Linked DNA regions of Mus musculus: region 1 is linked to region 2. Evidence: chromatin loops called from intact Hi-C (ENCODE). Cell type or tissue: gastrocnemius. All regions are shown on one strand. Links, peaks and the distances in the headings refer to the core of each region. The heading gives the core; the rest is flanking DNA.

What was found. Peaks named below come from ENCODE experiments on the same cell type or tissue, not always from the same donor. Only the 100,000 strongest peaks of a DNase experiment are listed, where the experiment ranks them.
Region 1: a loop joins it to region 2, with 2.9 times the contacts of the local background. A loop is called at or near these places in 5 of 42 quality-filtered maps.

The regions. Positions count from the first base shown.
Region 1 is chr4:117,207,299-117,212,671 of GRCm38, forward strand. Gm23287 (a small nuclear RNA gene) reads left to right here and starts at 3,546; the gene lies at 3,546-3,661. In gastrocnemius, for the core only: a CTCF peak has its summit at 3,218 (motif pointing left); a DNase peak (open chromatin) is centred at 3,223; H3K4me3 peaks cover 429 bases; H3K27ac peaks cover 870 bases.
Region 2 is chr4:117,000,501-117,005,873 of GRCm38, forward strand. Hectd3 (HECT domain E3 ubiquitin protein ligase 3) reads left to right here. Exons shown (of 21, transcript NM_175244.4): 14 at 97-216; 15 at 322-411; 16 at 1,616-1,822; 17 at 2,010-2,139; 18 at 2,237-2,311; 19 at 2,434-2,515; 20 at 2,619-2,690; 21 at 2,782-4,777. The coding sequence ends at 2,866. Among named protein-coding and RNA genes, the nearest start is that of Hectd3, 7.9 kb to the left of the region's middle. In gastrocnemius, for the core only: a CTCF peak has its summit at 2,311 (motif pointing right); a DNase peak (open chromatin) is centred at 2,284.

The sequences.
Region 1 (5,373 bases), core at 224-5,223, 210 kb after region 2:
TTCTTTTTTCTTTCTTTTTTTTTTTCTTTTTTCTTTTGGTTTCTTGACCCTCGCTCTTTTGTGTGCTTGAGAGCTGGAGTTAAAAGTGTGCAAGACTAGGACCCGGCCCAGCCTCCAGTTTCCTACAGTAACCACTGATGTAAAATGCCACCCAATCCTTTTCTGCTTTAGAAGTCTACAGCCTTCGAGTCAGTTTACCCAGGGCGCTGTCTCTGTATGAAATAGCCAGCATGCTGGGGTGGGGTGCACATAGACATCTTGGACTTATAGCTAGGATTTAAATTTGACCTTGCTGTCGCGAGGACATGTTGAGAGAGAAAGACCCAAATGGAAGTATTTCGAGCCCAACTCCTAATGACCCATGGCATCTTATTCCAAATGGCCCAAAAGACAACTGGTGTTGTAAAATTTACTAGGGTGAGGTGTCTATTTAGCTACCTAGATATGTACCCCACATAAATGAGAGGCGATGATAATTCTCTTAAACTAAAATCAAACAAAAAGCCCTATGCTGGGTGGTACAGTACACATATTTAATCCCAGCACTGAGGAGGCAGAGGCAGGTGGATCTCTGAGTTCAAGGATAGCTTGGTCTATAGGGTAAGTTCTAGGACAGCCAGTGCTAAGAGAGACCCTATTTCTAGAAACCAAACCAAACCAAACCAACCAACCACCAAAAACCCTAAGCCTCCCCCTCCCTTTTAGAGCAGTAATTCTCTGGGAGAAATTGTCTCTCCCACTCTGTCACCTGTCTCTCCTGCAGCATTATTTCCCTTTTTAAAAATGTAAGGCAGGCAGTGGTGGCGCACGCCTTTAGTCCCAGCACTCGGGAGGCAGAGGCAGGCAGATTTCTGAGTTCGAGGCCAGCCTGGTCTACAGAGTGAGTTCGAGGACAGCCAGGGCTATACAGAGAAACCCTGTCTTGAAAAACCAAAGAAAGAAAAGAAACTAAAAAATGAAATAGATAAATTGTGTGTGTGTGTGTGTGTGTGTGTGTGTGTGTGTGTGTGTGTGTGTGTGTGTAAGAAAGAGAGAGAGAGAGAGAGAGAGAGAGAGAGAGAGAGAGAGAGTCAGGGATAACTTGCAGGAGTCCCGTCCTTCTGCTATGTGGATCCTAGGGATTGAATTGAAGTCATCACACTTGGCTGCATGCACCTTTACCTCGTCTGCCCGGCATGTTTTCCTTTTAACTCTTTCTGCTTTGACGTAAAAGTATTGATGTGTAGACCAAGCTGCCCTTGAACTTGTAGGCGATCCTCTTGCCTTTGCTGTTGGCCTCTGCTTCCTCTGTATGGTGATTGTGAGGGTGAGCCACTAGGTCTGACAACTGCATCTTTTTGTTGTTGAGACAGAGCCTCATATAGCTCAGGCTGGGCTTCAGTACCTGGTCCTTCTGGAGGAACTCTAGTCAGCCTAAGCACGACAAACATGGCTCTGGCAGGCTGCCTGCCCTTCTCCCCCATCCCCTCTGCCTTGCTAAAAACTGTTAAAATTACATTCCTAAAGCTAGCCACCAAGCTCTAGCCTCTTGACCACTTCCTCCTCAGGAGGCTAACTACCAAAGTCTTGAAGTCCAGCAACCAAAAGTTCTCTTTGGCTCATCTAATTTACATGCCCAATGAAAACTAAATACCTCAGGCTGGAGAGATGGCTGGCAGTTAAGAGCACTGACTGCGCTTCCAGAGTTCCCGAGTTCCATTCTCAGCAACCACATAGTGGCTCACAACCATCTATAAAAGGGTCTGACATCCTTTTTGGTATGCTGGTGTACATGGAGTCAGAATACTGAAAACAATAAAAAAGAACATAAATTTAAAAATTATTTTAAAAAGCCGGGCATGGTGGCACACGCCTTTAATCCCAGGCAGAGGCAGGCGGATTTCTGAGTTTGAGGCCAGCCTGGTCTACAAAGTGAGTTCCAGGACAGCCAGGGCTACACAGAGAAACCCTGTCTCAAAAAACCAAAAACCAAACCAAACCAAACCAAAACAAAAAACAAAAAACAAAACAAAACAAACAAACAAAAAAAGAACAACAACAAACAATGAGCTACCTCACCATAACACTGGGTTTCCTTTATAAACCAGGAAACCTTAAAAAACACCATTTGCCTATGGACCGCATCTGTCTGCTCTCTATGCAGGGGCAGTCCTCTGTCACCCTCCGGGACAAATACTCCTTCTTCTTCTCCCCTGTTTTCCCTTCTCCCTTGTCCTCTGTCTCCTGCCTTTGTCTCATATTCCTGCCTTCCGTCCCTCAGGGGTAAACAAATCTCCTTTGTGCGGAGAACTTGGTCTTGGGTGTCCTTCGCTTTCATCTCCTCTCCAATGTTGGGATTACAGGTTATAAGTGTGTACTGCCCTATTGGCTCTATAGTAACACTTTAACAACTCTGTCCTAATCGGATACTGGCCTCCTGCTCTTGTCACACTGTTCCCAGCACCACGTGTGTGAATTTGGGTGATGGTGGAGGGGAGTTACCAGTTCACCCTGACATGATGTGATGGCCTTTAAACCCTCGCATTAGGGAGTTACAGTCAGGCAGATAGATCTCTGTGAGTTCTAGGCCAGCCTTGTCTATATATCAAGTTCTGGGCTATCCATGGCTATTAAACAACAGAACAAAACTGAGTCGTCAGTCTGGAATAACAAGTTTGATGTGTGACCCACGCCTGCTGTTCAAGTATGGGGACGCAGGCAGACCATCTCGAGTCCAGTCATTTTCAGCTATCTGGAGAAACTGAGACTATAGGAGACCCTGTTCCAAGCAAACACCCCTAAATAAGCAAACAAAAGCCAGCAACTGTTCGGTTGTATTGTTTTCTGTGGAGCTTTCAATAGCTCCCCCATTACATTTCAAGATAAACCTGAGGTAAGGAAAGTTCCAGCCCTCAGCCCTTCCCACTTGCTTCTCTCGACCCTCTCGTGTTTGACTCCTGTGTCTTTGAACTTTCCGTTGTCATGCTTGGCACACATTCCTGTGTCTTAGGGCAAGGACCTCAGATGTTCAATCCTTTGTGTTAATACAATACTTTCTTTGTTGTTTACTTACTGATTAATGCGGAGGGTGGAATCCAGTGTCTCGTGTATAGACAAGGGCTCTTTTTTTTATTTTATTTTATTTTTTTTTAGAGCACGTTATCCCAGAGTGACAATTTTAACCCAGACTTGCCTAGTAGGGTAGTATTCCGAATATTAGTTGGCATTTGTACTGCCCCCTGGTGGTCAGCCCACGCTTTACAGCGAGTGTGTGTGTGTGTGTGGGGGGGGGTGGGGATGAAATAACTAAGGCATTTTTAGAGGCGGGACGGCGGCGACTTGATCTCATTTACATACCCACAATGCACTGCAGAGAGGTCATTGCTTGATTTAAAACCAGAAATCGCTGGTTTCTTTTTTCTATCTTGATTTCCTTCAAAATGGTATGACTTTCACAGATTTAAGTGAGACTAAAGCAGAAATTTTGTGTACTTTTGAGGAAAAAGTTACCATCGGTGATCTAAGATACACAGTCAGGTGAGAACTGCATACAGCGACCCCCTTCCATACTCTGGTTTCTCTTCAGATCGTATAAATCTTTCGCCTTTTACTAAAGATTTCCGTGGAGAGGAACAAATCTGAGTCTTAACCCAATTTTTTGAGGTCTTGTGCTTACAAGACTAGTAATGGTAATGAAAAGATAGGATGTTCTGCCAAAGAGATTCTCTTAAAATTCTTCTGGGCATATACCCAGAAGATGTTCCAACCGGTAAGGACACACATGTTCCACTATGTTTATAACAGCCTTATTTATAATATCCAGAAGCTGGAAAGAACCCAGATGCCCCTCAACAGAGGAATGAATACAGAAAATGTGGTACATTTACACAATGGAGTACTACTCAGCTATTAAAAAGGATGGATTTATGAAATTCTTAGGCAAATGGATGGACCTGGAGGGTATCATCCTGAGTGAGGTAACTCAATCACAAAAGAACTCACATGATATGTACTCACTGATAAGTGGATATTAGCCCAGAAACTTAGAATACCCAAGATATAAGACACAATTTGTAAAACACATGAAACTCAAGACGAACGAAAACCAAAGTGTGGACACTTTGCCCCTTCTTAGAATTGAGAACAAAACACCCATGGAAGGAGTTACAGAGACAAAGTTTGGAGCTGAGACGAAAGGATGGACCATCTAGAGACTGCCATACCTGGGGATCCATCCCATAATCAGCCTCCAAACGCTGACACCATTGCATACACTAGCAAGATTTTGCTGAAAAGGACCCTGATATAGCAGTCTCTTGTGAGGCTATTCTTGAGCCTAGCAAACACAGAAGTGGATGCTCACAGTCAGCTAATGGATGGAACACAGGGCCCCCAATGGAGGAGCTAGAGAAAGTACCCAAGGAGCTAAAGGGATCTGCAACCCTATAGGTGGAACAACAATATGAACTAACCAGTACCCCGGAGCTTGTGTCTTAGGCTGCATATGTATCAGAAGATGGCCTAGTCGGCCATCAGTGGAAAGAGAGGCCCAATGGTCTTGCAAACTTTATATGCCTAAGTAAAGGGGAACGCCAGGGCCAAGAAGTGGAGTTGGGGGAGGGCATGGGAGACTTTTGGGATAGCATTGGAAATGTAAATGAGGAAAATACCTAATTAAAAAAAAAAAAAAAAAAAGAAATCATCTTAAAGGAGCTGGGCGGCTGTGCACGCCTTTAATCCCAGCACTTGGGAGGCAGAGGCAGGCGGATTTCTGAGTTCGAGGCCAGCCTGGTCTACAGAGTGAGTTCCAGGAAGAAACTCTCTTAAAAACAAAGCAAGAGAGTAGCCCCACCCTCTCAAAAGGAAGAAACCCAACCAATGCAGCAAAGCAACGTTTTGGTATTCTCTCCTTGGGTCCTCGCCTACTCTGGTGACATGAATGAACCACCCAGGTAGGCGCACTGGTGTGTGCCTTTAATCCCCACACTCAGGAGGCAGATGCAGACAGAAATTTTATATGAGTTCCAGAATGGCCAGGACTATACACACTGAGATCCTGGCTGGAGAAAAAAAGAGAAATATCGGGCAAAACCTAACAGCAACAAACATAAGCCAAACCAAAACGAACAGAATCCCCAACAAAACACTCAAAGCAATGGGGAGAGCAAGAGAGCCCAAAGGAACTCAAACTGAAACACAAAGCCGAGTTAGCTGGGTCTGGTGGCACAGGCCTGTGATTCCAGGCGGCAGAAGATCTAATGTTCGAAGCCAGCCTAGTAAACTTAGTTTTATTATATTTTGGCCTCAGAAATAAAAAGTAGAAACGATCTGGGCTTGGGCCTTGGTACCATGCAAGGCAGCCTAAGAGACTAGGGGTGGGGGTGGGGGTGCGGG
Region 2 (5,373 bases), core at 157-5,156:
GTGGGATAGTAGATTTCTGATAAGGTCTGTGTGATACTCTAGGTAGGAAAATAGGGTCTACCACATGCCCTGCTAACAGCTCTGTCTCTGGGGCAGGGCAATGGCACTGGTGAGGCCCGGGACATGTATGTGCCAAATCCCTCTTGCCGAGACTTTGCCAAGTATGAGTGGATTGGACAGTTGATGGGGGCTGCCCTTCGGGGTAAGGAGTTCCTGGTGAGTAACCCAGTTGTCACCCTGTCAGCTGAGCCCAGGTCCCGCAAAGGAAAGGCCAGTAGACCTGGTCAGTTCAGTAAGAAGACAGCGGTGTTTGTCACGCAGGTCCTGGCCCTGCCTGGGTTTGTGTGGAAGCAGCTGTCTGGAGAGGAAGTGAGCTGGAGCAAGGACTTCCCAGCTGTGGACTCCGTGCTGGTGAGTAGGGCTCCGACCCACCGCTCCCCAGTACCTGTGTGACTCCCGGGGCTTCAACTGATAGCTTTGTTCTGGTAACTCCTAAAATCCTTACCTCCAGCCCTCACTTCTTTCCTTAACCTGGGTCCACACATGCATTAATTCAAGATGGCACTGTTGAGCCTTGCACTCTGCAGACTCTTCACCTTATCCCCAGGCCACTGCCCTCTCAGGCTTCAGGCTCAGAGCCACGCTCTATCTGCCTTTGCCGTAGTTATCAGGGTCTTTATCTGGGTTTGTATTTGTTCTTTTTTTTTTTTTTTTTTTTTTTGCCTTTTGTAAAAAAGCATATTTGTGTGTGTGTGTGTGTGTGTGTGTAAGAGAAAGAAAGAGAGACAGAGACGGTAGGTGTATGCACTATGGCGCACGTTTGGAGGTCTGAGGACAGCTTTTGGGAATTGATTATCCCCATGCAGATCCAGGGCTTTGAACTCAGGGCATCATCGGGGTTGGTGGCAAGTGTTTTTATGCACTGAACCATCATGCCAGCCCTGTTTTGCTTCTTGCAGTAGGGTCTCACATAGACTAGGATATGTAGCTGAAGATGACCTTGAATCCTGATCTTCATGCTCTACCTCCTGCGTACTGGCAATGCACGCACATGCAGCCATGCTTAGGGTCACTCTTAACTCTAATCCCCAGCATCCTGTCCAGCCTCTCCCTGGACTTAGTGCACGTCTCCCTCCCGTCTCATGCTGTCCTCCTGGTTCAGGCCATCTTCCCTCTGTTCTGACCATGTATTATAAAAGCTCCTGTCCCTGCCTCTATTCTTATCCACCTCATGCTGCCAGGGTAATTCATCTCACTCATTTAAATCATTCGATGCCTCTGCTCTGGGCTCAGGATGGAGCGAACCCTGTGAAGGCCTTTAATGGCTCCTGTGTCTCAGCCATTTGACTCATACTCGGGCCCTAGCAAGACATTCTTTAAGCCTTTGGATTTTTCATCTTTGTCCAAGATGTTCTGTCTCCCAACTTCCCTTGCGGCCAAGCCAGTGTCTGGCTGTCGTTTGGGTGCCACGTCCTGCAGGTGCCCTCCCTAGGCTCCAGGGCTGGCTGCTGCTTTCCCAGCTCTTTCCTGGCCTCTGCACTCCCCGTTACCGATGGGGAGAGGCTGCTGCCCCGGTGGAAAGCTGACCGACAGCCCTGCCTCTCCCCAACTCCAGGTGAAGCTCCTGGAAGTGATGGAAGGAGTGGACAAGGAGACGTTTGAGTTCAAGTTTGGGAAGGAGCTGACATTCACCACCGTCCTGAGTGACCAACAGGTCGTGGAGCTGATTCCTGGGGGCACGGGCATCGTGGTGGAATATGAGGATCGCTCCCGTTTCATCCAGCTGGTGCGGAAGGCGCGGCTAGAGGAGAGCAAGGAGCAGGTAGGAGAACAGGAGCAGCAGGCCCTTCCCTTGACGCCAGAGCCCACTGGTAGGCGACCAATATCCACCCTGATGCTGGCTTCCATGACTGCACCCCATTCCTGCTGGTCAGTGAGTACAGAGATGCCCCAGTGTACGCTGAAAGTAGTGTCCAACTTTCCCAGGCAGGCTTCTTCCTCCTCCCTAGGTGGCAGCCATGCAGGCAGGTCTGCTGAAGGTGGTACCACAGGCTGTGCTGGACTTGCTGACCTGGCAAGAGTTGGAAAAGAAGGTGTGTGGGGACCCAGAGGTCACTGTGGATGCTCTGCGCAAGCTCAGTGAGTTCTAGGCGATAGGGCAGTGAAGCCGAAGGGGCGGGGCTTAAGGACTAGCCCAGTGAGAGCTAAGCATGAACTCCTGCCTTGGCCCCTCCAGCTCGGTTTGAGGACTTCGAACCATCTGACACACGCGTGCAGTACTTTTGGGAGGCTCTGAACAATTTCACCAATGGTCAGTAGAGGGCAGAGTGCTGCTTGCCTTGCCTTGGGACGTGGCTTGTGGATTGAAGAGGCGGGCGGGAATTTATAGAGCTTCCTTCATCAGTGCAAGCCTTAATTTTCTTCTCCACCCAGAGGACCGGAGCCGTTTCCTGCGCTTTGTCACCGGCCGCAGCCGCCTCCCTGCTCGGATCTACATTTACCCAGACAAACTGGGGTGAGTATGAGTACAGAGAGGGGCAGAAGGTGCCCCCCACACACACATGCACGCATACGCGTCACTCCACAACTCATAATCCTTTGCCCTTCCCACCTTGCAGCTATGAGACCACAGACGCCCTGCCTGAGTCTTCTACCTGCTCCAGCACGCTCTTCCTCCCACACTATGCCAGGTGAGTCTCCCGAGGTGGGAGGGTGGTTGGCAGGGAAGGGCACCCTGGGAGCAGCAGAGATGCTGGACAGACCACCTTCCTCCCTCTGTAGTGCCAAGGTATGCGAGGAGAAGCTCCGCTACGCCGCGTACAACTGTGTGGCCATCGACACGGACATGAGTCCCTGGGAGGAGTGAGGCCGTGCCCTAAGCGTGTACGCTGCCCTCACCCACACCAGCCCGGTTTGGGTCTCAACAGAGGTGATGGGTTCAGAAATGTCAGCACAGTGGGCCCTGTACCTGAGTATGGTCTGGTCGCAGTGGGAGGCGTGAATTGACACAGACGCTCCAGTCCCCACAGACCCACGAACCCTACTGTGCTGGGGCTTGCTTCCCTAGGTATTTAGCCTTGGTGAGAGGGAATCGTCCACAAGCCCAGCACACGCTGCCAGGCCTGAGCTACTTGAAGGGGGCAATCTAGCTCCCCAAACAATGGACTATGTTTTGGTTTCCCCCATTCCTCTTTTTTTCTAGCTTCAGCCATGGCTCAAAATGTTTAAAAACTGGTAGAATGGTACTTTGAGCAAGGGGCCAATGACAGAGTAAGGTCATCCTCCTTGGTCACGGGTCCCTAAGAAAGAAGCCCCAGTTGAGACCCATCCCTTGCATACTAGCCTTCTTCTTTCCATAGCAGAGGTGTGTGAGCTTTGTTCTTCCAGAGGCTTGGCATGGACATCCGCTCAATACCCAGGCTTTACCAGCAGCCAAACTACTGTCTTCTGGATCATATCCAGCCCAACTCCATTGCTCCTTCACCCCCAAGAGTTCACAGCTGAGGGACCTTCTGTCCTCTCTGAAATTTCAGTGGTTGCTGTTTCCACACTCTAAAATAAGGCCTAGACGTTAAACTTCCTCTAAGGGTGGTGCACACCCTTCCATTACCCTCAAGAGCCTCCATGGCACTCCTGTAGGACGTCTTACATTGGGGAAATTGAATAAATGGAGAAATTCATTTTTTTAGAATGTGCTTTTGGGATCCCTGCTAAACTCATGGCACTCCTAGAAAATCGCTGTGTCCTAGAAGGAGCTCCGGGGCTGCCACCCTACTGATAGCAGGGGATGTGCGCCTGATGGGAGAGGTGGGCTTCACAGTGACACAGTGGGGCATCTGTAGCACAGCCTGGGAATGAGAGCTCAGACCAGAGGACAGAAGGCTGGGCTTTTGAGATGATTGTGGGATTCAGAGTCTGGAAGCTCACCTCCAGCAGCAAGTGAGCAGAATGACGGCACATGGAGGGTGAAGCTGGGGTAGCTGATGAGCACCCGGATCCTGATACACTTGGGAGCACCTGTCTGCCCCCAAATGCCACATATCTAAGGTCCAGAGACTCTAGCCCTGTCTTACCCCAAGTACTTCCACCCTGAAGCTCAATGCACTAGACGCCATCTTGGTGTCCTGGTACAGTGTAAACAGTCAGTTACCCATCAAAGCAGACTGAGCCCTAAAAATCTTTCCTAATGTGTCGTCTTCAGCTCACGGTGCCATTGAGAAAGCCTCTTCACATGGCTGTGTGCACGCCCAGACCTATCTTTCCCACACACTGAGCCTCCTGGGGCAGCCCCATCCGCCCATGTGCTTTGGGGGACCCACAGGAGACAAACATGAACACCCTCCCTCCCAGGGAGCCCCAGCACCTGCACACACACCCACCAAACTCTGCTTCTCAGAAAGCTCCCCTGGCTCTGTTGGGGAAGGAGTGCTTCCATAGTGTCTGGGAAGGGCCTTCCCTGCAGAAGCTGTGGGGTGCAGTTTGTCTCTATGCCCCCACACATGCCCTTAATAACTCTTTTACACCATATTTTTCAGGCTGCTTTGCATTTACTTATTCATTTAGAGATGAAGTGTGGAGTACAGATGTCAGGCACCAGCTGCAAAGCACCAAGGCTAAGTCGGTGTTTGCTCCAGAGCACACACTCCCCACAGAAGCTTGCTACATCTTTCTCATTAAGTAGCAGTGTAGAGCAAGTGTCTTCTTGGTGATGAATTATACTTCTAAGGGGATCCACTGAAATATTTTATTCTCTATTAAAATTTTATTTTTAAAATCACGTATATATATGGATGTCTATGGGGTGGGAGTGTGCGTGACTGTAGGCACTCAAGGAGACTGGAAAAAGGCATTGGATCCCATGGAGCTGAAATTACAGGCATTTGTGAGCCACTTGATGTAGGTACTAGGAACTAAACCCAGGTTCTCTGGAAGAGCTATAACTGCTCTTAACTGCTGAGCCAGTTTGCTCTTTAATAAGCCCGGAAACATTTTATTCTTTACATGACCCATCAAATGACTCATCTCTGAGACACTTACAGTCCTCACTTTGGTTTTGTTTTGAGACATGGTCTTGCTTGTAATCTTAGCTGTCCTGGCCTAAAACTCCTTATGTAGCCCAGGCTGGCCACAAACTTGCAGCAGTACTATATCTGCCACCAAAATGCTAAGGAACCCTTTCATGTGAAGGGTTTTCTGCCACTGCTTGCTCAGGGGCAACCTGTGGATGGCACTTGCTTTCCTCAGTAATGGAGGTAAGATCAGTCTCCGTTGCTATGACTACAGATGTGTGGTCGGTGACATGCAGTCAGCACTCCTGTGATCAGCTGTTTTCTCAAACCTGAGTGTGCTCAACTTCATTTCTCATGTTTTTCT